Linked DNA regions of Mus musculus: region 1 is linked to region 2. The links are chromatin loops, found by intact Hi-C in ENCODE. Cell type or tissue: left cerebral cortex. All regions are shown on one strand. Links, peaks and the distances in the headings refer to the core of each region. The heading gives the core; the rest is flanking DNA.

The links. Peaks named below come from ENCODE experiments on the same cell type or tissue, not always from the same donor. Only the 100,000 strongest peaks of a DNase experiment are listed, where the experiment ranks them.
Region 1: it touches region 2 in a loop (5-fold over the local background); 7 of 42 quality-filtered maps call a loop at or near these places.

What each region holds. Positions count from the first base shown.
Region 1 is chr1:185,179,198-185,194,861 of GRCm38, reverse strand. No RefSeq gene overlaps it. Among named protein-coding and RNA genes, the nearest start is that of Rab3gap2, 17 kb to the left of the region's middle. In left cerebral cortex, for the core only: a CTCF peak has its summit at 7,307; DNase peaks (open chromatin) are centred at 4,756, 7,308, 8,621 and 9,146; H3K27ac peaks cover 1,313 bases.
Region 2 is chr1:184,989,521-185,005,184 of GRCm38, reverse strand. It overlaps Mark1 (MAP/microtubule affinity regulating kinase 1), which reads left to right and starts at 5,636. Exons shown (of 18, transcript NM_145515.2): 1 at 5,636-5,763. The coding sequence starts at 5,713. It overlaps Gm39728 (a long non-coding RNA gene), which reads right to left and starts at 5,619. Exons shown (of 5, transcript XR_865821.3): 1 at 5,432-5,619; 2 at 2,433-2,510. In left cerebral cortex, for the core only: no CTCF peak of the experiment used is centred there; DNase peaks (open chromatin) are centred at 5,957, 6,311, 6,941, 7,594 and 2 more places; H3K4me3 peaks cover 3,102 bases; H3K27ac peaks cover 2,685 bases.

The sequences.
Region 1 (15,664 bases), core at 2,690-10,689, 190 kb before region 2:
TCAAGGGTACCTATCAGGGCAGGGAAATTTTGTCAGATTAAAAAAAGAGAGAGAGCTGTGTCTTGTCAGCTGATCTGAGCTAGTTTGTGGGACAGAATGGTACAGAGGACATCGTGACCTAAAGCTATGGAGACAGCAGCAACCTGTGTGAACAAGAAGCAGCAGCTATTTTAGAATGTGAGGTGTGATGCTGTGGGTGGGGGTGGGCCCAGAGCAGTGGCCTCAGCTCCTTTAGGAATTTAGGGCTAATTAAGATTGCTCAGTCTGCTTCAAGGTGAGAAATGTCTCCTTTTATATGTTTTTCCCGTTTCCTTCACGAAAGCCACTATGCACACCTTACTGTAGTCTGCCTGTGTGAGGGGACCAGGGCTTGCTGCCCAGAGCAGATGGTATTTATTCCTCTGCCCTAGGGGTCTCTGATCTGTTCATGATCTAGATTCATGTTGAATTTTGACATCTGTCCTTACTGAGACTTTCACAGTTAAATTAGTTCCAAAGCTGAGGACGTTGGCCTTGGTGGGAACACTTCCAAGTGTTCCCACACCAGCCTTCTAACTTCTCCTCGCACAGACTGACATTCAATAAGCAAGGGTTTTCACCCTCCTAGATTCAGTCTTTTCCCAATGATGGAGTCGGGGACAACTGTCTTGTTAGTAGCCACTAAGGTGATGTGACTTTGCATTTGAAACTGTTGACTGCTGACTACTGAGGTACACTTTCTAGCTCATTTTCCTATCTTCCTTGTGCCCAAATCAAAGTAACCCCCCGGAGACGTAAATCATCACGTTTCTGACCAGCACAAAACAGGAATGAATGCTCTAAAGTGGATTTCTGACCATCTGTTAAGTCTTTTTTTTCTCACTCAAAATATCAAGAATACTTCAAAAGCCAGATAAAATGTTTTTGTTTTTTTTTTTTTTTAATTTCCAGATTCACCTTTTGAGAAGTCTGATTTCCCGAGCAAAATGAGTCAGCCAGGATCTTTCTAACTTGAAAATGTAATAACCTTTTTTGGTTTGTCTGCACTCTTGTCTCCTCCACTAGATGGCGATGTTCTCAAGGGCAGAGAGGACGATCCGTTTGCCTCTAGGAAGTTCATTCCTTTTACACACGTAAACAAACAAAACAAAACCTACTAGGCACTAGGACCTTATGACTAACCACATGACTCATTTCCAGCACACGCGTGTGCGCGCGTGCACACACACACATTTGGGTGGTGTGGGAGGTGCAGTCAGACAGACAGGAATACACCTGTCTTAGTTGCTTATCAGGCCTGGGCTGTAGCTCAGTTGGTAGAGTGCTCCCCTAGCTCAACCCCATAAAGCTGGCATGGTTACAACACACCTGTCTCAGCACTCAGGACTTGGAGTCAAGAGGATCAGAAGTTCAAAGCCATCCCTGACTACATATTGGATTTGAGATCAAAGTAGAAGAATATATATTTTCTTCCCCCAAACAGCCAGCAATCTTACAAACTTCAGGGAAGAGTTCATTAAAAACGATTCTAGGCGCTGGTGAGATGAATCTGTCAGTGAGTAAGGATGGTTGCCGCCAAGCTCAAGGACATGAACTGAATCCCGGTACCCGCATGCTGAAAGGAGAAAAAGGGGGTAAGAGGGGAGGAAGAAAGAGAGAGGTCGCGGGAGAAGGCCAAGGAGCAAGCCACATGCTTCAAAGTCACTTCACCCCACATCGCGCCCTACTTCCGCTTCCTACAGTTAACGCTACCTCTAGGAGCGCCCATCGGCTGGGGACCAAGCTTTCATCCCAGGTGACTTTGGGAGCATTCCAGGTGCAAACTATAACTGACTCCTTAAGGTCGGGAATTTAAGCTTAAATTACAGCACTATGTTGTGACTAGTTGCTATCTATGACTTATATCTTAACTGTCCCCAACACAACAGTGTCCAGCGGCTGGTCTTTGGGAGGTGATTGTGTCCCAGAGAGCTCTAACATCATAAATAGACTAATCCATCGGTAGATTAATAACTTAATGGCCTATAGCTTTTTCTCCAGCCTCTTTCCAGGCGTCATGAGGTGTGAGCTTCTACACCTGGCTTTGTGTCTTTTCTTTTCTTTCTTTCTACATCATATCCCCACTCCCCACTCCCGGATTTTCAAGACAGAGTGTCTGTGTGTAGACCTGGCTGTCCAGGAACTCGCCGCTGCCTGCCTCTGCCTCCCGAGTGCACCACCACCACCCGGCTGTGTTTTCTTCGTCCATAGCTTTCATCTGTGTCTTCAATGACTTTTAGCTGCACCTGACATTTATTTTAATGCCAAACCGGTCCTGTTCAGAACAGTCTTTAATTCCTGGTCTCCTCACTAAGCTTTATTCTTAGCGCAAAATAGCCACGAATGACGGACGGACCTAGCTGCTGTTTGAAAGGGAAAAGGTTAACTGTTGTGCTCAAAGACTCGGTGCCGAGGGATTCTGTGAATAACAGCTGTTAATGTTTAAAGTTACTTCCATTTATGATAACACAGAATGAATATGGGTTTTATGTGCAGGAAGGAACCATCACAGTTCACTTTTTGAAATCTTGTGAAACCACGCTAGTAACCCGCTAAACCACAGCCCAGCAGTGGCTGCCGCTGCGCAGCACCGTTCTGCCTGTCTGCTCCCTCTCTCCCGCTTCACCTTTGCACACTAATTATATACTTTATGTTTACCTGACATTATGCAATTTGTAGGCTTAGCAGAGCTTAGCCATTCTAGGTAAGCCTCATTCTCTAGAATAAACTTTCCCCTTGGAGAAAAATATTTTTGTTGTTATGATAAAAAAAAAAGCTCCATAAACTGGCAAAAATCTATTTTGAGATTTTTTTTCCAAAGAAATTAAATTTCAAAATTGCTGAGATGTTAAGTAATGAATAAAATAAAGGGATTAATAATTCATTCGTGTATTAATAAATATTTCAGCACTAAATGGAGCCCTGGTAAATGCACATTAATATCTTAGTAAGTGAAATTCTTTGAATGTTTTCTATATTTTAATTTAATGTATTTAGTATTGACCATGGATCTATAGAAAGGAGGTTTAACAAAAGTCACTAATAAATATGAAAAGGAAACTTTGAGTGGTTTGAATAAATGAACATGGTCACAGTGTAAGACATTTGAAGGCAAGGATAGCTACCAATCACATCCTCAATGCGAGTGCTTTTTACTAATCAGGATTCTTCTTCCTTGAGATTTGCTAAGAAGCATTCCGAATCAGTGCTGTTCCAATGGAGTTGTAGCTTCTCAGTAGATGTGTCTTCAAATGTATGCTTTCAACTAATTCTAATTTCACTATTTAAATATTAGCCATAACTTTGGGGACTGTGCGCACGCGTGTGTGTATTGGTGGTTATGTATGTGTGTATGTGCCTTTTTATGTGTTTATATTTTGCTTATTGGTGTTTTGAATTTTTTAAAACAATTATTCATTGTGCAGCTGTGTGTGCACACACATGTGCCAGGGTTTGCTTGGAGGTCGGAGGACAGACACCTTGTGGGAGTTGCCTATCACCACGTGGATCCAGACATGGCTTGGTCTCAGGCACCTCTAGTCTTTGGGCTATCTTGCTGGCAATTTAGTTTTCTTTGACAAAGGATCTCACTATGCAGCCCAGGCTCGCCTTGAACTCACAATCCTCCTGCTCAAGCCTCCAGAGTGTTAGGATAATGAGCCAGCATGTGGCAGCAGTACATCTTGCCTTTATTGTGCAAACTAAAACCATATTGGAACAGAGGCCCGAGGTCACACCCTGCTCAGTTGTGGCTCTAGTGATGTCACACCGAGGACCTGTAACCTTCTGCTTTATGCGTACACTGCAGAAGATGGCCTCTGGAAAGTGTCATGTAGCACCATTGTCATTTTTGTACCAATAACACTGTTCTTTCCTCACACTGTACATGTTAGTGTTACTCAGGTCGGTTGTGGGGACCAGAAACACCCTGAACACTGCTAATGTCCCTCCGGGGCACAAGGTCACCTCCCAAGGGCCACCAGCTCTATAATAATGTTTTCTACAAGGATCTTGAACTTAAGAGACCTAAAGTAGAAAAGTCCCAAGAATCAATACTTCATTCATTCATTTACTTACTAACTCATCCATCCATTGTCTTACTCATTCATTCATCAATCCCAGATCATTCACTCATTCACCACACCTTCAAAATACTCTTTGGGCCGGGTGTGGTTGTACATGACTTTAATATCAGCATTTGGGAGGCAGAGGCAGGCGGATCTCTGTGATCTATAGCCTGGTCTACGTAGCGAGTTTCAAGAGACCCAGGGCCACTTTGAGAGATGCAATCTTAAAAAAAGAAAAAAAAAACTCTAGGATCTCATGGACTCATTCACCCAGGCACAAATATTCACATACACCCATATGGACACACCTTTAATCCCAGCACGTGGGAGGCAGAGGCAGGAGGAGTTCTGAGTTCGAGGCCAGCCTGGTCTACAGAGTGAGATCCAGGACAGCCAGGGCTACACAGAGAAACCCTGCCTCGAAGGAAAAAAAAAAAAAAAAAAAAAGGAAACACATTCATCTCATTAGTATGCAAATTGGCTTTAATCTTTAATAATTGATAAAATTAAATGTCTATCGAAGAGTTGTTTCAAAGAAAAGTTTTAAATTTATTTTTTGAAAATTCCATACATAAGTACTGCGTTTACATTATATCTGCTCCACTCTCCCCCCGCTCCCATCTCCAACTTCTCCTCTACCCACGCCCACTCCCTCAGTCTCATGCTTCAGGATATATATGATCTCTAAGCTTCCTGCTCCTGCCGCCACGCCTGCCACTTGCTGCTGTGTCTCCCTGAGAAAATGGTCTCTTCTTTCTTTCTCTCTTCCTTCATTTGCTTTTGGTCTTGATGCGTTACCACAGTAACAGAAAAGTCACCACTATATTCTATATCGCAAAACACCGTAGACAGCATCTAAGGACAGACACCAAAGATTGTCTTCTGGTGCCTGTGCGTGTGCACCATGTGCGTGCACATAAATACGCACACGCATCGAATGTAGGTGCTCGGAGTCCTTCAGTACCAAATATTCAGCCAAGATTTCATTCTTTATATGAAAATAAACAGTCATCTCATTGGTATGCAAATGTGCTTTAATCATTGACAGATGTTAAAACTACACGCCTATCAAATTATTCCTAAGTAATGTTTTTAATTTACTTTTTAAGAATTTTGTTCATGAGTACTGTGCTTACATCATCTCTGCCCTGCCTCTCCAACTTCTTCTGTATCTACTCCCCCTCCCTCTCAAGTTTATGACTTCGTTTTCTATAATTATTATTGTTAGACACACACACACACACACACACACACACACGCATGCACACATAGCGTTGCTGCTATGCATGTGTGTTTAGGGCTGGTCCCTGGGATTGGGTAACTCCCTAGAGGTTCATGCCTGGAGAAAACTGATTCTCTCTTTCAACATCCATTGACTCGATCACCTGTACATCATAATCTGGGGGCGGGGCCAGGTATTTTCCCAATCTTATTGGAAAGTTGACTGGTGTTGTCGTTACATCTTGTTTAGGTGACCATGCAGTCAAGATTCCTGGTAGCAGCATCCCTGCCATGTCTAGAAGATACTATCTCACGGCAGATATTTTGGTCTTCTGTCTTGACAGGAGTTCTAGGCTGTTGTCCACACCGTTTCCCGAGCTGTAGGCCTTGGGGTTATGTTGTTCAAGGGCTGATCAGGGCTGAGCATCCCCGTCACGTGTTCTCCACATACATTTTGACCAGTTGGATAACTCTGCAGTGGCTCTAAATGAATTTCTTCGTGAATTATTATCAGTAGATGTTTGATTAGCTTGCCTATTTTATATGCTGCACACCAGGATTATGCATACTTTTTTTTTTTTTTTAGACAGAAGGGGGTTGCAAGAGTCAAAGCTTAAGAAGCTCGGGTCTGGACCCGGGCTGCCTTACTCAGAAGAGCACACACCACCAAATGCATCCTGAGAAGCCTCAGCTCCCTGAGGTGTGGTGGCCATTAAGGCATACTTGTCTATTACATCCTGCACATGCCCATCGACATCATAACTATGCTGATTTGCAACCACAGCCTTCTGGGAACACAGCTATGATGGACTCCAAGCTTCCTTTGTCCTCTATAGATCACTGTGAGGGCAATAGTGTCTTATTCGTCCTCTGTGCATCCCCAGATCACGGTCTGGGTAAATGTAAAAGACATTTGCATGAAGTCTTTTAAAATTTAAAATTTTTATCACAATCTGTTTGGCCTTAGCTCTCTTTATGACCTAATTAATCCAGGATGGAGCTGGTTCCTCCTAGTAGTCAGATAACTCAGCCAGTTAGTGTCTTCCATTGTGACACATTCCTGGCTGGAGGGAGGAGGGAGGCAAGAGACTAACTTTCCAAACCCCGGAGAATGGAGACTTACAAGGTCCTCAAGGCCTCTGCCCAAGGATAGAGGCAGTAACAGTTGCTGCAAAAGTTAAACAACTGAGGCAGAGTTGCCTGGAGGAGCTGCTCCAAGCTGTCTGGCCACTGCTTGGCAGGGAGAGCTCCAGGGGTGCAGCTTTCATGATATGTCACCTTTCTGGGTGGCCTTTTAAGGGTTGTAGCTGTCAAGCAGTCCAGTCAAACACCTAGGTGTAACTCATTCGTTTTCCAAGTTGACTTGGCTAGAATCATTCCTTGGGCCTGGCGTTGTTTCCCTACCTGGGGATGTTTGTGTTGTGTCTCCTCAGGAAAGTACTATACAACATCAGTTTAAGGATCACTTCCTTAAGGATAGTTTCCCAGATAAGGTCACTGTTACCATGCTAGTCCCAGAGAAGTCTCAGGTCTCTATGGCAATGTTTATTCCTTTATTTATACAATCTCTGAGTCCTGTCGTAGCCAGCAAGCACCAAGAGGGCTAGACATGAAGATCTCGGCTTTGGTACGGCACTTCAGCACACCCTCAATAAAGTTTCAGGAATAAAAGAATTTTGATTAATAGCATTGGCGAGCCTGATCTTTCCTTTCCTCTAACCCTCCACTGGCTTCACAGTGGTCACAGTTGGCAAACTGCTGGCTTTTTTTTTTTTTGTTGTTTTGAAAGCACCGTGTATTTCTGTCTACTGTGTGGACATGGTGTCTTGGTGAAGAGCAGTCAGGATGCTTGTCCCACGTGCGTGCGCATGCCCATGCAACAGCGTGCTCTCTCACTCTCTGCCCTTCAACTTCAGTAGGAGTGTGCCATGCTCTCTAGCGAAGTAGGAACTCAGATGCTCTGAGTTCTTTTCCTAATTTGGAGGAACCACTAGAGGGGGCAGTGACATTCTCTGTTGCATGTGGATTGTAGGATAATGGGGTCAGATGGGTCTGTCTGACTTCTCCCACTTACACAGCAAGAACAGAGAGCAAGAAAGAGGAAAGGGTTTCCCAAAGGCTACAGAGTTAGACAAAACCAAGACTAGAGCAACGACTTTCGCTTCCCCGCTCCGGCTTCCATGAGCAGCACAGTCTCCTGCTCCCAGACATTGGAGGAGTCCTATAGGCTACCTGGATGTGGACCATGTGGGACAAAGCTGGTTAACTCATCCAGAATTCCCTGGGCTGCCAATGTTTTCATCCAAGTTTATTTATTAGTGGTCCGAGAATATGAGCATGTGTGCTGGAGGGAGGGAAACCACGTGGCAATGGAAGTAGCGCTGAGCCCCTGCACTTCCTATAAATGAGATGCAACTGATAACAATGGCTACTGCTCTGTTCTCGTTGGTGCTACTTTTTGCACCCCCCACCCCCGGCCAGTGTCTACCCCTCCCTACCACTTACAGAGGCATGGGCCAGTGGCAGGTGCTGGCTAACCAACTCCTCCCTGGCAGAGTGATGGTTTAGGGGAGGGTATCAACTTCAGGTGAATGTATGAGGGGCCTCAGTGGAGTCTCAGAACTTGGAATCTTCCTGCCGCCATCTCCCAAGTGCTAGGATTACAGGTATATGCCCGAATGCCCACATGGGAAGTCTTGCTTAAAAAGCAGATAAGAGAGTTCTGGAAAGACCCAGAGAGAAGGTCCAGGCAGAGAACAGAGCTCCAGGTCCAATCCTCTCACCCTGGTGTCTGAAGTGCCCCTCACAGTCTTTGAGTTGCTCTGAGTTGTTCCTCAAAGATCATTTGACTTGGATCTTTGAAACTCACAACGAAGAATTTTGGTGCAATTCTAAAGCTTGTTAGAACTTACCAGAACTAGCTCTGAAACCGAGTGGATGGGCTGTTTGGAGTCACTGGGAATAGGGGATCATTTTCCTTCTCCATACGGCTGTTAGGATGAAGACACGACTCAATCTCTTAAGAACAGCAGTTGAAGATGCAGACCAATCAGCTCTCTGCATTTCCCGTCTGTCATCTGTCTTTGCTCAGTCAGGAAGGACGAGTTACCAGTGAGGCCAAGGGCACACTCTTGTGACTCAGTGACTTCTGCTCTGCCTATAGCACAGGCTTTACTCTTAAGCACCATGCTGTTTTGCAGCTCGTCCCCTGAGTGGTGTGCCAGTATGGCTCATCTGTATGGGCAGCACTGGGTAGTTAGAAGTGCCGTGCTGACCTCAGGGAACGGCGTTCAAGCACCAGCTCTGACCTTCTCTGAACCATCATACATCTCTGGGCCTCGACTTAATCAGCTTAAAACTACAGTATTTGAACAGCATGATCCTAAGATACCCTCTGGCCTTAAAGTTATATCATCACCAAAGAACAGTTCAGTATATATTTTGAGACCAGCATGTTGATCTAACTGACCTTGCTCCCACTCCCCAATTGTGCTTAATTTCACCGTTCTTCTTGCCAGTGCCCAAGGCTAGCAGCGCCTTTCACTATCTTTCAAATAATCTCTGATTCAGGCACAAAAGTGCAGGCTGGCCCTCCCTCCTTAACAAATCATTTGTTACCCTGAGGCTTGAACGTACGCTATGGCACGGAGGAGGACGAATGCCTCTTTCAGTGATATTAATTACTGTGAAGTAGCAATTCTGTACTTCAGGGCCTAGGAGGAAAGAGCTTTCCTCGCATTCTCACCTCTGCCTCCCAGACTCCCTCAACACATCCACCTCCCAGGCTGCGAAGAGCCAGGGTTGCTAGGAGACCTGTTCGACTGTGGAATAAAAAGGGAAGCAGATACTTCCTGGATGCCCCCATCTAGTTTTAAAAGACTGAGTTAAAGTACAAGTGGAGGTGGTTAGGGAAGGGAAGTGGGGGGGAGGGAACGGGAGATACACGTGAGAATCTGAAGTCATCCTTGCCAGGGCCAAGCTTGTCTTCAGAAAGCATGAGCTAAATCTATGCACCCCGGGTGGCAGAGCCCGGCATACGGTACGGTAGAGCCTGGCATAACTGGGTGGGGGGATGATCAATCAGACCCTGAGAGACTCATTTAGGATACAAAGTTGAGGGTCCTTTACAGAATGCTTGTGACTGTAGTTCAGTTGCTAGCATGGATGTAACCCTGGGTTCGAGCCCTAGCACTACATAAAAACTGAACATGGTGGTAACTCAAATGTAAGGCCACTCCACTCAGTAGGTGGAGGTAGGATGATCAGGAGTTCAAGGTCATCCTCAGATACACACCCAGTTAAAGGCCACCAGGGCTACATGGCACCTCTACCCCTTCCTCAACAAAGTGAGGTCTACCCCATGATCTCAGTTACTGTTCTGTTGCTCTAATAAGACAACCTGACAAAGGAGACGTAGGAAGACCTTATTTTGGTTCACAATTCCAAGGCATAGTCTATCCTGACAGGGGAGTCAAGGCAGCAGGAGCCTGAAGCAGCCGGTCACCTTTTATCCTTAGCCAGGAAGAAGAAAGCGATGAATGCTGATGTTGAGTTCATGTCCTACTCTTCATACAGTCAAGGATCCCAGACCAGAGGATGGTTCCGCTCACAGTGCCCAAGTGATGCTACAACTCTTCCAGTTGACAGCTGAATTTGACAGTACTCTCATGCTATTGGTGGGTTTTCTGGACACGGTATCTGGCACATGTGCCAAGCTCAATAAACGGTCATCATTATTGTGCTTGTTATTGTTGTGATTGTCCTTGTAGGTATAGATTTTGTCTCTGTAAGTATTTTTAGTTGCCGTGGATTAAAAACTTTTTTTTTTTTTTAAAGACAGGGTCTGGCTATGTAGCCCCAAACTCCTGATTCTTCTACCTCAGCCTCCTGACCGGTAAGATGATAAATATGCCACCAAACAAACATTTTTACCATAGACCTTGTCATCATTTAATGTCCCTCTAAAAGCATATTGTACTATTCCTATACATGTCTAAAGCATACACTTAGAGTCTGTTTCTTTTACCCAACCCACAGGTACTATGATCTTCAATACTTGTCTCAGAATCCAAACCAGATAAGCTGAAATAGCTATCATAACAAAACATGCACCATTCATAAACTCAGGCAAGCAAGTGCCACTGTCCTTTCATTCCTGACTTTCTGAGCATTTTGGCTAAGCTGGGTGTGGTATGTCCCCATCCAAGAAAACATTGTTTGGTGGGGCATACACCTTCCTTGGGTACCTCTGCTGTCCATCTAGTTTGGGCCCATGACCTGGACAAAACTGCCTTGCCTGATGTTACTCAGGCTAATTGCTTACAGCAGCAGCTTCTTAGACAGGAGGCTGGCAGTGAGCTCTATGCTAGGAGGATTCATAGCCTGGAAAGACATAACACTTCCAGACATGTGGTGGCCAGGTCACGTGAGGTCTGGGATCATCTGAAGCAGGGAGCTTCCGGGAATGCTGCCTCTTGCAATGTTGCCGGGCAGACAGGGGAACGCAGCTCTTTCTGAATTCAGAAAAGAAAACAAAGGCAAAACAAAAGGTGATGCGCTCGCTTTAAAACTCTGAGGAGAAAGAGCATTTGTAAAACTACCCACAGACACACAATACCTCACTCGGAGCTCTCAGACTAATTGAAAATTCAAAGCAGGGGTTAGGGGTGGTGCTAAACTTCTGCTACGTATGAGGATCATCTCTGAAACATCAGTGAACACGAAGTTCTTCAGAATAATGGTCAACAGCCTGCTTCCATTAAGCAGCTCCAGAGTCATGACCTTTATAGCCATGACTACCTCTGCAACTTCAGTTGAACCACATGTGGGAGGCAGCCAGGAAGAAGTGGGTCTGTCCTTCCAGTCCCTATCAGCTGTAGCAGGGAGAGGGGTTGACAGACAAGCACAGACTATAAGAAGTGCATTTTTTCCCTTTGTCTTTCATGATGATGTTGCTAATCCAAAATTTCCAGACTGCTTAAAGATGTGTTCATGCCCATCCTTTAAGCAGGCTCATAAATTAATAATATGTTTCTGTAGCTGCTTAATGTTATTTAGTGATACACACATACTTTGGGTAATGCATATTATGCAGATAGATACATTACATATATTATACATATTCAGGTAATATCACATGTAAGTTAACTATCTTTTTTTTTTTTTTTTTTTTTGGTTTTTCGAGACAGGGTGTCTCTGTGCAGTCCTGGCTGTCCTGGAACTCACTCTGTAGACCAGGCTGGCCTTGAACTCAGAAATCCCCCTGCCTCTGCCTCCCGAGTGCTGGGATTAAAGGCGTGTGCCACACATGTAAGTTAAAGAGAACATTTTTGCCTGTCTCTTTCTCTCTTCTTCCTTTCTTTTATCCCGGCTCCCTGCTCAAGTTTCAAGCCTAAAGCTCAGCTTTGGCCCAGCCTCTTCCTTTGACCTTATGATGAAAGTATCTCTTTAGAAGCAACAATCTTATTCTTGTGTCTGGCTCTCCCACTGGAGGGAAAGCCACCCACTTTTACCCTCTTTATGTAAAGAAAGGAGAGCTTTGACTGCGCTTTGACAGGTGGTGACCTGTCTCCTGACTCTCACTTTAGAGGAACGGGATGTAACAAACTGGACAACAGCCAGGATTCAAACTCTTTTGATTTCTGCCTCTGCCAGCTGCAGATGACTGGATGTCGCTCTGTGCTGCTGCCCTTTCGGTCCCAAGCCCTCTTCAGCAGTTACATACGAAGTTTCATGCAGCGCACCTGGTGGTTCAACTCAGCCTGCCAGGCTCTGCCTTGCCCTCTGACTCTCTTGCTGTGTGTGTGAAAGGCTTTAATACAAAAAGCTATATTGGAAAAATCTATTTCTGAAGACCCCACTCTACCACTGTCTCTCCACTTTCCCCTACTTTGAACATACAACACAGTCCACACAGACCTGTATGTGCACACGATGCCTATGGCTTGTGTTTCAAGGTTATATCCTTGAGTTCTCTGGAAAGGCTTTTACAGCTATGGAGTTTATAACCTGGTATGTCATAAACACAAAGTATACAAGTTTGCTTAGGATGCTTAACTGTATTCAGGGAAGCTCAGGTTTCTTTTACATTAAAAAATCATGTGGTTTGCATGTATGTATATGTATGTATGTGTATCATGTGGATGCTTGGTGCCCATGAATGCTAGAACTGGAGTTAAAGATGGTTGTGAGCCCTCCTGTGGATGCTCAGAACCAAACCTGTATCCATTGCTAGAGTAGCAAGTGCTCTTAACTGCTGGGCCATCCTACGGCAGTAGAGGGTGATTGACACTTTGGTCAAAGTTAGTCTTTCTATAAAGAGACTTAGGTTGAAGTCTGAGGAAAGAGTAGGGACGGTGATGAAGAATGAGCTAGGCATAGGTGATAGAAAATGGCTTCTGCGCAAGGCCTGGAGAAGGGCTCATTGAGGAACTCTCTCTCTAGCAAGTCAGGCGGCAGGCCAGTGTGGGAGAGATGAATTCCTGTCACCCTCTTCTGAGGAGCCCGCCTTTAGTATAGCCTTAGTATCAATCAGTTTTTGTTATTGTGTCAAAACACCCAAGAGAAACAGTTAAAGCAGAGGAAAGGTTTACTTTGCCGAGAGATTTCAATCTATTGCTCTTTTGACCTGGGTTTCCGCAGAGCATCACAGCCGAGGGTGTGTGGTGGAGTAAAATGCTTCTTCTTGGCTTCTAGGAATCAGGGGGCGGGGGAGAGAGAAGGGGAGAGGAAGGGGTCAGGGAAGGGAGAGGAAGAAGGGAAAGGACAGGAGAGCAGAGGAGAGGAGGGCTCTCAACCCCTTCAAGGGTACACCTCCAGTGACCTAACTTCCTCTTCTGCTGAAGTTACCCCCTCCCAACAGCAGCCAAACCTGGAGCTTTTGTGGGGCATCCCAAATCTAAACTTCATCTCTTCTCCTCAGCCCGGACACCACTCCAGAAAACAGTAGCTCATTAGTGCTAGCAGCTTGGTGGGCAGAAGCAGTTGTCTGATAGGGGGATGCTTCCGTTCCCTTACACACAAGGGGCTGGGGTTCAGAGGGGACTCTGACAAAGACCACAAGCAAATCGGCTTGACTCAGCTTTCCTACACTGAGAGATGATCAATACCTGAGAAAGACAAATGCAAAGTCTGTGTGAAAGCAAGGAGTATTGATAACCTTCTAGATCAGAGAGGAGACACATTGAACTCTGTGGCTACAGAAATGGGGTCCAGCTGCTGTTTCTGTTTCTTTTCTTTGTGTGTGTGTGTGTGTGTGCATGTTCATGTACAAGCAGGTATATAGGGGGGGCTTTTCATGTACAAGCAGGTGTGTGTGCCTGTGTGTGTTCACATGTAAGCAGGTATGTGTGCCTGTGTGGAGATGCTCACATGCAAGCAGGTGTGTGGGTGTGTATGTGCATGCATATTCACATACAAGCAGGTGTGTGTGGATGGGTGTCTGTGTGCATGAATTTTCATGTTCATGTGCAAGCAGATATGTGTGCATGTTCATGTGCAATTATGTGGATGTGTGTTCACATGCAAGCTGGTATGTGTGCATGTGTGTGAATGTTCATATGTAAGCAGGTGTGTGTGTGTTTGTGTGTGTGTGTGTGTGTGTGCATGTATGTGTATGTTCATCTGCAAGCAGGTGTATGTCCATGTTCACATGCAAGCAGATGTGTGTGCATGAGTGTGCATGTGTGTTCATGTTTCACATACAAGCCTGTGTGTGCGAAATTATGTGCATGTACATGTGAAGGCAGGAGGATGGCACTGGGTATCTTCCTCAGTTGCTCTCTGTTGCGCATGCCCAACTGGCCAGGAAGAACGACGCTGCTACAGGATCCTTCTGCACACGTTTATTCAGCCCTGTTTCTTCTTTCTCTATATCTCCCTTGTTTATATCTCCCCCGAACCCTGGACCTCTCACTCTTTTATACTCTCAGTTCCTATCCACGCACAGCAGGCCACGCCACCTCACCAGGCACGCAGCTTCAGCTAATCAGGGCAGCAGGGGCATATCTCCATCAAAATGGATTCACCAGTATCCTGGTACACCTGCGCAGCTCTCAAGATGTTTGTGGCTTATATGAGGAAGTCAGGTGCAAGTCATACGACTTAGCTGCAGTCCCTGGCGCCTTTGGGACTGCTGCCACATCCGCTCCTCACAGCTCTCCACTTTATTATTGTTATTATTATTATTTTGTTTTCGAGACAAGGTTTCTCTGTGCAGTCCTGGCTGTCCTGGAACTCACTCTGTAGACCAGACTGGTCTCAAACTCAGAAATCTGCCTGCCTCTGCCTCCTAAGTGCTGGAATTAAAGGCATGTGCCATCACTACCTGGCTCCACTTTATTTTTTGAACCAGGGTCTCTCATTGAAACTGGAGCTCACCAAATCAGCTAGACAGGCTGGCCAACATGTCCCCAGCCCTAGAATTAGAGGTGTACACTACAGTGCCTGGCTTTTTACAGGGGCACTTCAGACTTGTGAAGCCAGCATGTTACTGACTGAGCCATCTCCCCAAAGTCCCCAGTTGTGGTTTCCAGCAATTGCACATATTAGAGTCTGAATAAATTATTTTTTCTTTCCAACATGGTTTTTAATTATCTACTGAAGCTTTTGGGGCTTAATGAATTGTTTCACTTAGCTAAGTGTTGGGATTACTATAGAAAACACTTACCGTAATGTGTGCCTATTCTGGCAGGCTCTTCTCTCCTTTCCTAAGTTGGAAACCAATTTTTTTTGGGGGGGGGGGAAGCTAACATTTGATGTCTCTGGGCACCCATTCAAGGTGGAAATGGCAGTCTGTTCTGGATTAATCTAGGGATAAAACACTTTTAGCTTAATTTTTAGAGTGAAAACTCAGCCTTACTAGCTTTTATGCCATGTTTACATAATCTACATTAAAACCCCTCCGTTTCCCCTGGCATCATCACAAGCTATGGGCAGTCACAGGTGTAAAAATCAGTAACACTATAAAATTGCCCCCTTTCAAGTATTAAAATAAATTCTGTAATAGATAGACTGGAAAATATATTCCAGATCTGCAAAATTCAGTCAATCGGATTTCCAGTCCTAACTAGAATGAAGTAGAGGACAGTTCCGTCATCTGTGATCATGAATCTTCATTGTCAGGTTGAGTAAATTACTATTACCAGGAGACGCATCTCTTTGCTCTGGATACTTGGTGTCTTAGCTATGATATGTTGTAGGGGTGTTTCTCTGTAGGTCTAGTTTAGTTGGAGTTCTGTGTGTTTCTTTTATCCTTTATGTGAATGTCTTTCTTTAGTCTGGGGAAGTTTTCTTCTATGATCTTGTTAAGTATCTGGTCTATGTCACTGAGTAGGAATTCTTCTCCCTGGTTGATGCCT
Region 2 (15,664 bases), core at 3,181-11,180:
GCTTTGCTGATCAGAGAGTTTCTGGGGGGATGGAAGGCAAAGTCCGTCCGTCACTGAGCTATGGATGTGCCACTGGTTTTGAATATGGATGGTAGCAAACTTGTGAGCATAGTGGGTAGCGCCAATGACTGTGATGGCAAGAGCTGACTCTGGGGCTGGCTTTGGTGGCGGTGAGGTATATACACTGCTAGAGGCAGTCCCTTAGTTTTTCAATTTTCTTTTAATTGTATACCTATGGATGTTTTACCTGTTTGTATGTATGCCATGTGTGTGCCTGGTGGCCAAAGAGGCCAGAAGAGCATGTTGGATCCCTACAGAAGGCAGGGAGCCATCGTGTGGGTGCTATGAATGGAACCCAGGTACTCTAAAGAGTAGCAGTGCTCTTGACTGCTGAGTTTTTAAAATTAAATTAAATTTAATATCGCGGATATACCGGCATGTGTGTGCACATATGTGTGTGTGTGTAGGGCAGAGGTTAGCATGAAGTATCTTTTACAATTGCCTCTTCACCTTATTTTTTGAGATAGGGTCTGACGGGACCTGGAACTGATCAATGGATTAGGCTGGCTGGCTGGACTGGAGATCCTGCCGTAGTCACTTTGCCAGCACTGGACCAGAGAGAGCACTCCCAGCACTGGAGGTGGGGGAGCACTCAGCTCTTCCTTTCTTACATGGAAAAGATTTTGCTGTCTGAGCCCTCTTCCCAATCTCAGCCTTAGAAGTTTTAAATGTTAACTTGTGTGTGTGTATATAAATGTATGAAGGCCAGAGGTCATCCTCGGGTGTCACTGCTCTGGAGCCAACCACTTTGTTCCCCCACACCTTTTTAAAAAAGCAGATCTCTCACTAGGACCTGGGGCTGGCTGACTAGGCTCGGCTGCTGGCCAGCAAGCCCAGTGACTAGGATTATAAGTGTGCACCACCATACCCCACCCTCTGTGTTGGTGCTGGAACTTGAACTCTGGCCCTTGTGTTAATAAAGCAAGCACTTTACCAGCAGAACTACCTCTCAAGGCCAGCCATACAGCTTTTAAAGTGCAATATCTCTTTTCTTTTGAAACTCTCATCCATTCCACACTGAGGGATGAGCGTCAACACATGGGACAGCATGCCTCGCTAGCCATTGGGGTGCAATCAGGACCCAGCTTATTTATGAAAAGAAATAACGTTTCTTTCTCAGTGGGCATTGAGCCTGCTTTCTTAGCTGGGTTCCCTCTTTGTCACCATATAGAACTATCTGTCCTGTCGTCATCTTGAGTGGTTAGATGGAAAGGCATAAGTCTCCCATAGAATGGGAAACAAAAATGTGTCCTCGATAAATAACGATTTTCCAGTCATGCATGTTGGATATTAGATCTATTTTAAATTTTAATTAACTTATTTATTATTGTGAATGTGGTTGGTGCGGGGGAGGGGGCACATGTATGTGGAGGTCAGAGGTAATGCCTCAGAGCCAGCTCTCTCCACCTTGACATGGGTTCTGGGGGTAGAATTTAGGTTGTCCACCTTGTACCACAATAGCCCTTATCCACCGAGACATTCTGCAGGTCTTGACATCAGGCATTGCTAGTACCTCCTATTTAGTACATTTGTAGTTTTATGAACTTACAATTAAAGCTGCTGTCTCTGTCACACCTGACCAATTCTTTGTTCACAGAAGACTATGATCTGTTCATGCTTCTTTGTATGTTTTCAGCATGTTTCTTGCTGAATTCTTCTAAAGGATGATGCTGTTTACGGCTGGAAATTATTAGGTGAAGAACAGTTTCTTTGAACAGTGCCTGTTGGGCACATGTTATTCAATACGTGTGTGCTGGGTGCCACTCTCCCACAGAATAAATAATTGATAGCTTCTAATCAAGGTCTTTGACTCTTCAGCATTTGAATCTCTTTATTCTCAGTTTGAACTCACAGAGAAGGGCTATGCACCAGACATGTAATGTAAGCCATTTATACAAGCATGCATTCTTCAGTGTCTACATCTGAAAATACAAAATAACGCTGAAAATAATTTTAATAATATATTCTAGTTAATTTAATATATAAAATGTTTACATTTTAATATGCAATGCATGTCAGTTGAAGAGGCACCTTACATCTTTTCTTTTCCTACTCTTTAAAACATATACATTTGCTACTTAGAGTTAAGCCTAAATCAGGCGCTATTTAGTGTGTGTATCTCTCTCTCTCACACACACACACACACACACACACACACACGGGGTGGGGCATGTGTATACTACATGTGTGTAGTGTATGCACCTTACTTCTTTGAGACAGTGTCTCTCAGTGAAGCTGAGCCAAGCCAACTAAACATCCTTTGCCTCCACCCCCACAGTAGGTGGGTACAGTCAGAGTGGCCATATCTGGCTTTTACACGACGCTGGGGATTCAAATTCAGGGCTTTGTGCTTATGTGGCAAGCACTCTTACCTGCTGAGCCACCTCTCCCGTCCTTAGGTGATACATCTTCATGAGACATACTTGATTTTTGTTTAGGTTTCAGAACATCTGGAGTTTAAAAAAAAAGTAGATTCCAACAGTCATGTTCTCTCTAAATAACTTTTAAAATGCCCAAACATGGAATCAAACTTGTTTCTGAATTTAAATTATGATGAAATCAATAAAAATTCAAATGACTTCTCAAGCGGGGAGGAGCCAAGAGTAGCTAGTGCTGCCAGTAGTGGCCAGTGTAGTTACAAAATTTCTTCCATGGGGCCATGGTTAACAGCACTCTTTAGCCGCCATCCATTTGGGTTTAGCACATTGTTGATCTCCATTTTTCTTGTTTTGGCAGAACCTCAATTTTCTTCTCAAACTTTTAAATCACTCTACCCCAGAAGCTTCTAAACTACACGTCACATTTTTTTAAATAGCCCCAAAGAGAATTGCTAGAAGCCTTAGAACATTCCCTCTGCCATTTTCACAAAGTCACAGTTATAAAAACCCATGTAGGAAAACGTTGCTTGTGGCATTTTCATTATTAAGGACTAGGGTTAAACAGTTTGACAACATCCCAACATCCCCTTATGCCGTTTTGCAGCAGAAGAGCACACAACTTTTTTTTTAATGGAGGTTTTGTTGTTTGTTTGTTTGTTTGTTTACCTATGAAAAGTGCATTTTTCACTATATACCAAACCTAGGACTGTGGGTGTTGCCATGAATTAAATGCTAGTTTTTAAAGGTAGAGTTATTTCTTGTCTATCTTACTCAATAGAATTATAATTCTGGGTTATTACAAATCATTCCCGAAGCCAGGCAGTGGTGGCACACACCTTTAATCCCAGCACTTGGGAGGCAGAGGCAGGCTGATTTCTGAGTTCGAGGCCAGCCTGGTCTACCCAGTGAGTTCCAGGACAGCCAGGGAAACCCTGTCTGGAAACAAACAAAAACAAAAAGAGAACAAGAAAAACAAAAATAACCATTCCCTTTGATGTAGCCCCTTTGCTAGGAAAGTTCCTTAGCAACAATATAACAATATAAAACTGGGTTCTTTAAATAATAACCACTCAATTCCAATTTCACTACTTGAGCAAAATGTAGCTAAGAGTTGTCTGTGTGGAAGCCACTGGGCTCAGATCCTAGGCTTCCCTTTGAGCTCTGTCTCTAATTAGCTCCATCTCTCACAGGGGTGAGCTCACGGTCTTGTGACTGGTACACCATTGAACACCCCCAGCCATTCCAGTTATCTTCTTCTGTGTCTCATTAGCCTGAGGTAGCTATGATCGTGAATAAGTCAAGTCAGAGGAATTTTGTGAAATGGAAATACCCATCAGGGTTACCAGAGGAATGAGGACAGGGGATAGCATGTGAATAGCCTTTGAAGAATGACATCTAAGCTACTGGTGGAAGCCTTGTTGCATGGGGGGAGCACCTTGCTTGCTTATTGCTAGGCTAATGCAGACATAGTTGGAACACAAGGGACTTCTGTGTTAGCAGGGGTGCTGAGTGCACAACCTCCAGCTGATGAGAAAAGTACAAACTCATGCTTCAGTATATCTCGGTGAACCCCGATTTCTGAAGGACTCTAAAAGTGTGCCATTCCCAGAGGCACACCATAATGCAGGCTGTGGCCTTGTCATTAGTTCCAAAGCCTAAGTGCTAGTTGAACAGTAGAGATGGCCACCAAAGTGGTCTTGGGATTTTCATTTGCTCTGTGGAATTGAGAAGTACTTACAACATAAGATGCTTGAGAAATAAATATGCAGCTCGTGTTCTAGAAGCGACTACATACGGTGTGTGTGTGTGTGTGTGTGTGTGTGTGTGTGTGTGTGTGTGTATTCCCTCAAGATATGGGTTTGCTATTTTTAGGTTCTTCTGGCCCATGTTTTAAGGGTCAAGTGTTAAGTTTTCAGAAACAACTTTTAATGAGTCAGGATAAAAACCATCTGGCACAGGAATTCTTCCTCAAATGGATGCATTTGGGAAAGAGGAGTTTCCCATCATCCCAAGATTCCCATTTGAGGTTGAAGAAAGAAAAGGAATAGGGAGATGGTAAAGTTTTATCCTAGAGGCCAAGTGTGCAAAATATCAGAGTAAGAATGACAACATTGCATGGGGACAAATATGCCCAGGACCTGGAGTGGCAGGTGGAGGGAAAGGCAAAGCAGCCTTTTGGAAGGAAGAGTTCCAGACAGACCACAGAGACAGCCTTCTTACTCTCTCTGAATAAGTAGCCTAAGTGACACTTCCTTGTATCCCAGGAAGTGACGATCAGCCACTGTAGACATCAAGTCTCACCCACTCCAGGGATGCTGTGGGGTGCGGGGAGCCCTCTTCCACATGCTTTCTGGGCCAGCTCCTTTCATGAGGCTTTTGTGCCTTTTGTCCACGCCTGCCCCTGAACAACACCTCAGGGCAGAAGGATGCTGAAGGAAGGCTCGAAGAAAACCAGGAATTAAACCAGAGGAGAATTTAAGGATGGGCCAAGTGGAGAGTAGGATGGATGGTACCCAATGCTCCCTCCAGTGAAACAAATAAAAAAATACATAAAAAAGGAGGAAGGAGGGGGATCGTTCTCTATTCGCACGAACCCCATGTGTCCCCAGTGCCGGTTTAAAAGCCACACAAGAATCAACATCAAATCGCAGGACGCCCGCCGGAGGTTCTGAGGGGACAGGCTGATCCGCGGGTGGGGCGAGTCACTAATGAAATCCGGCCCGGCGGGCGGAGGCGGCCCCGCATCCCTAATGAGGGAATGAATGGAGAGGCCCCTCGGCTGGCGCCCGCCCACCCGGCGGCGGCCGCCAAGAGCCTCGGGGCGCTGCGTGCCGTGCCGCGCCCGCCGCTCCGCGCGCACCGGCTCCGGCCGCCGAGGGCTCCGGCTGATCGCGGCGGGGACGGCGCGGAGCGGCGCGCGGGCTCGGGGCCGCGGGGCCCGGCGCGGATGCGGCAGCGGCGGCGGCGACGGCGGCGGCGGCGGCGGCGCTCACCTGAGGCGGCGTGCGGGAGGCGCTGTCAGGGCCGCGCTCGCCGGGCGCCGCGCTGAGGCAGCTCCGGGGCGCCCGCTCTCCACTCAGCCCGCCGCGGCCCTCCGCGCCCGACCGGCGTCCCCGCGGCTCGGTCCCCGCGTCCTCGCCCGCCTTCCCGCCCCGCGGCCTGCGGGAGCCGCGCGCTCCCCGGCGCGGCCTGCTCGCGCGCGCCCGCCCTCGCCGAAGCCCTCCGCGGCCCGCGACCCGCCGGACCCCCCGCTCGACCCCGCTGCCCGCGCAAGATGTCGGCGCGGACGCCATTGCCCACGGTGAACGAGCGGGACACGGAGAACGTGAGTCTCCCGAGCCTCCGGCGCGGCTACCTGGGCGAGCCCGGCCTGACCCCCTTCCCCGTCCTTCCCGTCCCTACGCGGGGAGCCCCGGGGCGGCCCTCTGCTCGGAGGGGGTCCTGCCTGAGGGGATGCGGAGGGTGATGGAGGGCAGAGGGTGGGCGTCCAGAGTGGCTTCGTGAGCACCCCAACATTCTGGTCGCGCCCCCAGCCCCCCACTCGAGTGAATGGATGCTTGCTTGGCTGCAGCCCACGAGCCAGCCGAACCTCTTACACCTCGGCTGTCCTGGGATCTTTCAGCCCTTTGCTTTTCTGGATTTTTTTGAGTCCTTTGCAAACATACACCCCACCCCACCCCCGCATTGCCCCATGACTTTGCTTTTTGTAACATCAGGTCCACATTGGGGGGTGGGGGGGGGCACGGGCACCTTAGGGATAAAGAGGGCAGTGAAGTAGAGGGGTGTGTGTGTGTGTGTGACTTTATGTCACTGCAATACTCTCAGTGAAGAGTGGAAGATTTCACTTACAGCTTCTGTAGCCCCAAGGTGAGAAAGAAAAGATTTAAGAACCCCAAGAAGCCAGCTGTCTTCTTCTCTTCCTCAATCCAGTGTTCGTGACTCAGGGACAGGTTTTAAGTACTTCTCCTCAGAGTGTCACAAGGCACATTTCTTTGAAGGCAGGATTTTTCTGTGTCTGATCAAATTGCCCTCAGGAGCTTCTTTGTTTAGTTTGGTTTGGTTTAATTTTTTTTTTTTTTTTTTTTTGTTTTTAAATCAAGATTGAGATGTTCACTCGCCGTATTTGAAGTCTAACAAAACCAAGAGAAAGGCCAATTGTAATTTCATCTTCTGAGACGGACGATTGTGTTTATATGTGTGTGCAGGTTCCTTTGCAGGAAAGGTGGCTTTCTGTCACTGTTGTTTTTAAAATTCTCCGCGACCTGCCAAGGGGCCCGGAGGCTCCAGAGGGTCTGGCCTGATTGCTGACAAGTTTTAAGGAACTAGGGGGTTCTAGGCTTTGCGTGGCCGACCAGAGAGCTCTCTGGGTGTCTACGCCCCTCATCGGTCCTCCAGTGCTTAATGTACCAGTGACTTCATAGGGATTGTAAAGTAAAAATACTCAAGTGCTTTGGTGTTCTGAGACAAAAGATAGGGGAGGAGAGACAGGCAGGCTCGCTTTTCGAAGGGGCAAATGAGGCACAAACATGGGTGTTTTATCTAGAGAGTAGGGTTTGCATGTACTATATTTATTTGAAGGGATAAGAACACAATTCTACAGAGACCATTGTTAGAAGAACTAGGAAATTGTATGGGAATGCTTTGTCCTCTCCTGTGTCCTACACTTGAAATGATGAAGACACCAGGGCTGTCACCACCGTCGTACCTTGTTGCTCAGTTTGCACCGTGACTGTTGTCTTAGAGATGACACGGCTGCATAATTTTCACTGAAAGGCTAAAGGAGGTTGGAGGAAAGGGTAAAGAATTTGGTGGCGGTAGGTTTTCAAAGGTAAAGATTTATTATTAAGAACATCCTGTCATTTAAGAGTGACCGTGAGGAGTCAAGCGGAAGATGACCTTTGTTTTAGGGTCAGAATTCTGTGTGTTAACCTAATGTGGAGAGGCCCCGTGGCTTGGTTGTGTCCTGGGGTTTGACGGCTCGGCCTCTTGTTTAGGCGTGTGTGGATAGGGCTCTTTATACAGACATGGGATGGCTTTATAGGAATAGGCAGCAAGGAATTGTACCCCACGCAGCTTCCCATGCAAGAGCAGAAGCACAGCCAAGGGCACTTTAGAGCCTAGCAGTCAGAGGTTGTACATCTCGTTGAACCTTCCGAGGACGGTTGTGCTGTGTAAACTCACGTGCTTTGTGTCTGAGCATGTTCTTTCAGAGCCTCTGCGTGGTCTTGTTTCTACTCTGGTACAACATAACTGTCCCTGCATTTAGCTTACTTTATCTACTATGTCCTGATTATCTCCTCGTTGCCGTGGAAAGCATCCCCTCTGCTGTGGCTGTTAATTAATCGATGAATATGCACTTAACTCTGATTTTGACCTGGAAGGGAACGCAGAAAGGCTTTAGACAAGGCCTCTCCCTACTCAGAGCTGACAGGAGATGTCAATGCAGTCCCAGGTAGTGTACAGTAGAAGACTGAGGATAGCTAGGGCTAAACTGGCTTTGTAAGTGTTCCAGGTGTTTATTGAAGAGGCCACCGCTGGAGGCTGTTAAATGACCACTGGAGTCTTAAATAGCATTATCCATGGTGCCTACCTGCCATCAGTGAAACAGAGTTACCAGTTGGTTTGTCAGTGCATGAATTAATGCCAGCACGGTAGCCAAAATGTGCATTTATTTGTAATCACACAGGACATTTTTAAAGTATAGCCATACTTACTAAGAATATCCATACAAAAATATTGACATATTTTAAAAATATCTATGAAAAAATGTTTACTTCGTGTGACTTTTAGATCTTTTTCTTGTAAAGATAGTAGCCAAAACACTATTACTCTTAGAAATTAAAATAAATAAATACAGTGATTACTAAACAGTATTATATTGATATTTGCAGGTAATATAAACATTTCTTAATCATAAAGTAAACATTGTATATCTATACGCATATACACACACATATATATATATATACGTATATATATATATATATATATATATATATATACGTATATATATATACACACACACACACATATACGTATATGTATGAGTGTATACACACACACACACACCATACAATTCCAGGAGTGTGTGACCCTGCTGTCTCACCTATGACTGTGTAGAGTAGAGACAGAGTTGTTCTTTGGGAACATTCAGTGTGGTCTTCCAGGAGTGCTCATAGATAAAGGTTTGTGTGTGCCTGGTTGACAGGCCTCAACTGAGTAAATATGACAGGAAACAGTGATTAACTCTTAAGGCAGTAAACACTGCGTAGTGAAGAAGAGACATGTTACAAAAGAATAGAATCCCTGTAAAATGCGTTTCACTTTATGTTGTAACGAGTAAGTCTAGGAAAATAAAAATGTTTGAAAGACTTGTTTTTCTTCTCTTCTTTTTTTTTTTTTTATTTTATTATCAGGCCATTCTTGGATAGTGCCAGTATCGATATAGGAGTTATACTAAAATATATTACTAAATATGTCTCTTTCTTCAATGAAACAATTTTGTAGGTGTTTTGGAAAACCTTTGCTGACACTCCTGCTGGTGGGTCAGCAATGCCCCGGCTGATTTTCTGTATTGAAAAACAAGGCTGTATTCCTTATTAGAGATCAGCATGAGGGATTTTAATGTGTTTATTTCTTGGGATGTCTTAAAATTATAAATTTGGCTAAGTTCAAAAGCCTTTAATAAACTTCTTATTTCATGTGGCAACTGTACCAAGCTGTTCTAGTAACTTAGGACGGCCGTCTTTAGGTGTAGATGGAAAAGCAAGTGGGTTGCATGCTTTTACACTCCCCTTGGCTCTGCTCCCTGCGTGAGTTCTTGTACCTGTTGTGTGGCGGTGCACTCATTGCCTGGTCTGTCTCCCGTGCTGTCAATGCGGTAACATTCCCTCCTGAGTCAGTACAATTATCACCAGAGCACATGTGTGATATATGCAAAGGTAGCCATTACATATACCACCCAAGGCTGAAGGCTTCAGACCTGCTCAAGGTCACACAGGTTTCTGAACTCTTAAACTGTTGCTCTTGCTCTTAGGAGGTGGTTTATTTGGTTTGGGCTTAGAGCTGTAAGATGAACACATGTGTACCTTACGGAGGAAGAACGGGCTATGCTTTTATTCACTCCTTCAGTCTCCTGGAGTCCCTGCCCTTTCCCCCTTATCAAACACTTACCAATCCTTTGTGGCTTGGCTTGCTGGCATTTGACAAGACCTCTGAGGTGGCTGCTTTTGTAGCTGAGCCCTGGTCAGAGTCAAATCTCCAGAGTGGGTGCCCAGACAGTCCACTGGGGAAGGAAATACCACTAACATTGTCATTTCTCTTGGTGTTATTATTCAGTCTTCTTGATTTGTTTTGTTTGCGTTTACTTGAGTGTGTGTGGGGGAGTGCCTTGCGCATGCATGTGGAGGTCAGAGGACAACTTTCAGGAATTAGTTCTCTCTCTCCTGCTGTGAGTCCCACGGACTAGATTGTCAGTATTGGTGGTAACTGCTGTTACCTGCCCTTTAGCCATCCCATTAGCCTTCTTGTTTCTTCTTTGTTTTCTGAAAGCCTCCGTGTGCAGAATTAGCTATTTTACAAATACTTTCCCAAACAATAATCCTCATTCTGTCTATCTGAGGCTTCCCTTTGGAGCTTTTTTTTCTTTTTCCTGATGAACATCCTTGGAAGTTCTTTTGGTGAGGCTGGGCATGGTGTCAAATGCTTGTAATCTCAGCACTCGGGATGCTGAGGCAGGAGAATCCCAAGTTTGAGCCTACCTTGAACTGTAGGTTAAGACCCTGTCTCAAAAGGAGAAAAAAGTTCTTTTAGTGAGTGATAGCCACTTGTAGTTTTGTTTTGTCAAGACAGAGTTTTGCTATGTAGCCCCGGCTGTCCTGAAACTCCTTACATAGGCCTGGCTGGCCTTGATATAAATTAAAAATATAAATATTAATATAATATCTTATATTCTATTTTATATTAATATAATATATAATATAAATTAATATAATATACATATAAATATTGATATAAAATAATATGTTTTAATAATAAAAGAAAAGAAAAGAGAAAAGCTAGCTTTTCAGTTATCAGATGATTTCGACCAGAAACAGTGTGATCAGTAGACAATGGGGTGCTGTTTTCTGACCCCTTAAAAAATTAAACCAACAATCTATCTACCTACCTATCTACCTACCTACCTTTCTCTGTCTCTGTCTCTCTCTTTCTGTCTCTCTGTCTCTCTCTTTCTTTGTGTGTGTGTCCAAATATATAACTACAACTTTCTCAGTCCATTTTGTGTTGCTTGCATCTATATGATTTCAGGGCTGGCCTTTTGGTATTGAATAGCAATTGGGGGCTCTGCTCTGGGGAATATGTTTCTCTCTCTCTCTCTCTCTCTCTCTCTCTCTCTCTCTCTCTCTCAGCATTCCTTAGTTGTCTGTAGTCCTTTGTTTAGGGTTGGACCTTCCATATTAGCATTTCTATTGGTGTCTGTCACTTTAAGGTCGCCTTTTTTTTTTTTTGGTGTTGGAGTTTTACTGTAGTATGTTTAGGTGTTTGTTCTTTGTATTTATGAATTCATGTTTTTATAACTTCTGGGTGCCTCTCAACTATTATATTTCTCATCACTGTCTTCCTTCTGGTCCCCTTGTATCTTCCTTGTTTATACTCGATTGGCTTACGTAGACCTTGGCTCTCCGAGATCTTTCACATCTTCATATTTCTTACTAGTTCATTGTTTTTCTAAGCGATGAGCTGTTTAATTGTTACACGCTGCCTCCTGTAGATTCCCGACTTTCATCAGTTTAGAAATGTGTCCACTGTGGTTTCTTCAAATCTTGGCCCTTTTCTCTCCAGCCTCCCTGATACTTGGTTAGCTATGCTAAGCCTTGACTCTGCCCTCCATATGTCTTAACCCCGATTCATTGTTTCTTTGCTACCTCATTGCTTCTTTGTAGTACAGTCTGTAGTACAATCTGCAATGCAGTTACTCTGCAATGTTTAGCTATGTCTGTTTTCAGTTGCATTTAAATGTCTCCCATCCCATCTGTTGACTTATTCTTTTAAATTGTGTTTAAAAACACTTTTCATTGGAGAGATCTGCTTTTGTGGTATGTGGTATCTTTAGGTATGTAGTATAGTATTGTTACCTGTAAACAGTGTGTTAGAGCAAATACCTAGTAATTTTATGTTGCACAACTGAAATTTTGTACTTCTTGGCTGGTGACTGCCTTCTCTGTCTTTCCTCCAGTCCCTGGAAAACACCAATGTTGCTTTGATGATTTTAACTGCTTTACTCATACAAATGGAGTCATGTAGTATTTATCATTTTGAAATTGTGTTTCTTTTTGCATAGTGTCCATAAGGCTCATTTGTGTTTCAATATGACAAAATATATTTCTTTTTATGAGTTAATAATATTTGGTTGTGAGTATGTAGTATATTTTATTTATCCATTTGTCTGTTGATGCATATTTAGCATGTTTTTACTACTAGAGTAAAGGTTTCAAGAAACACTGGAATGAAAATATCTCTTGGAGATCCTAACTTCAATTTTCTTATGAATACCAAGAAGTGGAGTTGATTGGTTACATGTTGTTATAATCTTAACTTGCAAAGGAACGTCCATATTGTTTTTCATAGACACTCCAACGTTTTACATCTTCCACAACAGTGCACAGGTTCTGGTTTTCCTATTTCAACTCAAAATTCTGGCAACTCTTGTTATTTTGGTTTTGACAATAACAATCCTGGGTAGGGATGTAGTTCATTGCAGTTCTCAGAACTACAAACAGATAAACAAACAAGCAAACAAACAAACAAACATTGCTCAATAGTAGCCACCCTGACAAGTGGTACTTTGTTGATATTCTGGTGTTTTCTTTATGATTAGCTATGTTGACCCTGATTTTTTTGTTTTTTTTGTTGTTATATATATGTATGTATACACACACACACACACACACACACACACACACACACACACACACACACATACATACACATACATACATACCATACCTGTTGATCATTTGTTTGTAGTCTTTGGGAAAATATCGATTAAGTTCTGTGCATATTCTAAACTCAGGTTATTTACATATTTGCTATTGAAACGTGTGGATTTCCCAATATGATGTTTGGATAGTGTTTCCAGGTCATATGTGTGTCTCCCATTCACTAGGGCCTCCTCCCTCTACCTTCTCTGGAGTCTTTGTTCTCTTTTTCTTTATCCACTTTGACTTAGCTGCCTGAGCTGCAGTCACACACAGTAAAGCATTGCTAAGCCTGTGTCATGAGCTTTGTTTCTGACGGTTCTTCTAGGAGTTCTCCAGCTTGAGTGTTGTAGTTAAATCTTTAATCTATTTTGAACCTTTTCATGTCTGTTGTAGGGTGACGTGCAGTTTTGTTCGTTTATTGTTGATTGTTTGGGATACTCAGAGTCCTTTATGAGTCTGCGGTTGGTTTTCTATTTCTACAAAATCATGCAGTTGAATTTTGACAGGGATTACAATGGATCTGCAGACTGGTTTAGGTACTTATGGACATTTTCACAGAATTAATTTTTCTAATCTATGAACATGGGCTGCCTTTCCTTTTTTTTCTCTTTAATTTCTTTCAGCAATATGTTGCTTCTTTGGTTGTTTATTCCAAGATATTTCATTGTTTTGGTATTTTAAAAATTGTCTTTTTTTTTCCAGATAGTTTCTTGTTAGCGATAAACACAATCTGATTGTGTACATGCATGTGTGTGTGAGTGTGTGTATGCATATTGAGTTTGGATCCTGGAGGCTTTTGGATTTGTATATTAAGTTTAATAGGTTATTTTAGGACACATGTGGAGGGTTGCACATAAGATTGTCGTATCTACAAACGTATTTCTGTTCCCTCCTTCCTAGTGTGAACACCTTCTTTCTTGTTGTTTGGTTGAGAGTTCCAGGCGTGTATTGAACAGAAAAGGTGAGGGTGGTCATTTGCCGTTGTTCTGATCTTTAAAAAAAAAATTGTTCTGTTCTGCCATTAACTGTGATGTGAACCGTGGGCTTTTCATGAGTGGTCGATATTACACTGATAACAATTTCCTTTCCTCCCAGTTTGTTGAGCGTTGTACTGCATCTTGCCTGATGTAAATGCCTGCATATGAGATCTGTATCTATTGACATTATGATAGAGTTTAATTCTCTTGTGCTGCTGCGGTGTGTACCACGCTGACTTTGTATCTCAGAATGACTGTGGAGAACGCTCCTTTTGGCAATGCAGTTGATTTGTACTTGGCTTGTTTTCATTGCTTGTTTGGAGAACTCTCTGTCTGTCTGTATTCCTAGGCACGTTGGCCGGTGGCTCTCTTTTCTTACAATACCTTATAGTACCTAGTTTTCGGTGTCAGTGTAATGCTGGACTCATAAATGAGTTAGGAAGTACTTTCTCCTCTTCCGATTTAGGAGAGCTCGGGAAGACTAGGAAAGACAGGTTCTTTCCTAAGATTCCTAATGATTCTTGATCAAGCAGTTGCTGGCTGCTGACATGGGCAGTGAAGCATCCGCGCTTAGCCTTTCTTTACTAGAAGGTTTCTGACCGCTGATTCACTCTTTGACTACTTCTAGCTCTGTCTAGGTTTTCTATGTCTCCATAGTAGAGCATTTGTAGATTCATTTGAATTCTTTGGAGAAGTGTGTTTAATGTCAACAAACTTGTGTATTTTCCAGTTTTACTTCTGTCCTTTATTTTTCTTTCACACACTTAGAGCTGGAAAAATAAATGGTATGATATCAATCTTTTTTTTTTGTTGTTGTTGTTCATTTTATTTTCTTAATTTTAAAGGATTTATTTATTTTTTATTTATATGAATACATTGCAGCTGTGTTCAGACACACACTAGAAGAGTGCATCGTATCCCATTACAGATGGTTGTGAGCCGCCATGTGGTTGCTAAGAATTGAACTCAGGACCTCTGAAGGGCAGTCAGTGCTCTTAACCGCTGAGCCATCTCTCCAGCCCATGATATCAATCTTAAATTTGTGCTTTGGTGTATGTGTGTGTGTGTTAGAATGTTATTTATCATGAAGAGTGTTCTGTGTGTTCTTAATGAATGATGGCAGTTGTTGAATATGGGGAACGTTTTCTTTTTTTCTCTTGTTGGGTTTTTTCGTTTCTTTCCTTTCCTTTCCTTTCCTTTCCTTTCCTTTCCTTTCCTTTCCTTTCCTTTCCTTTCCTTTCCTCTCCTCTCCTCTCCTCTCCTCTCCTCTCCTCTCCTCTCCTCTCCTCTCCTCTCCTTTCCTCTCCTTTCCTTCCTTCTTTTTTCTTTTTTTGAGACAGATTCTCGACCATGTAGCCAAGGCTAGTCTCAAAGTTGCAAACCTCCAACCCATTGTTAGCCCCATTGTTAGGGATTATAGATGGGTCGTCCCCCCCCCCCCCGCCCCCACGTCAGGGTGGAATGCTTTTGATATATCCATTTGGTCTGTGATGTGTTCAAGTCATCATTTCCTTATTGATTTTCTGTCTGAATGCCGTATCCATTACTACATGTAGAATATTGAAATCTGGTACTATTGTGTTGCTGCCTGTTTTTGTCTCTGGCCCTGGCAGTGTTTACTTCATACACTTAGGTCTTCTGAGCACATTTATGTTTGTAATTGTCATGTCTTCTATATGTGATCCTTCTGTCATTATGTGATGCCCTTTCTTTGTCTTTATGGCAGGTTTTTACGTTTAAGTTCTATTTCATCTGATATAAATATGGCTAACCCAGTTCTCTTCAAGTCACTGATTAAGTGGGATATCGTTCACTGACTTTCAGCCTACAAATTCTTAAAGGTAAAGCAGGGCTCTTAGCAACAGCATTTGGTTGGATCTGTCTTTTATTGAAGTGTTTGATCCTTTGCATAGTGGAATAACGATTGATACTATTTTAAATTATTTTGTCAGACCTGTTTGTCCTTTTCTCTGTTGTTCTCGTCCTGTGTGCTTCATTAATTTTCACCAAGACATCCGCAGTATACCACATTCTGTCAGCCTCTGAGCCCAGTCCTCCAGCCGTCCCCGTCAGAGTATTGACCCACATCCCAGTCTTCCCTTCCCTCATCTGCTTAATTTTAATCTCATCGCTTGTATTTGTAATTTCTGAAAGATCTAAGATTTTCCTTAAAGTATTCTGTCTTTGAAATAGTCTCTTAGTCATTGCTTACACTTTATGATTTCATTTTATTAAACATTTGATATCTAGGCATTTACATTCTATTTCT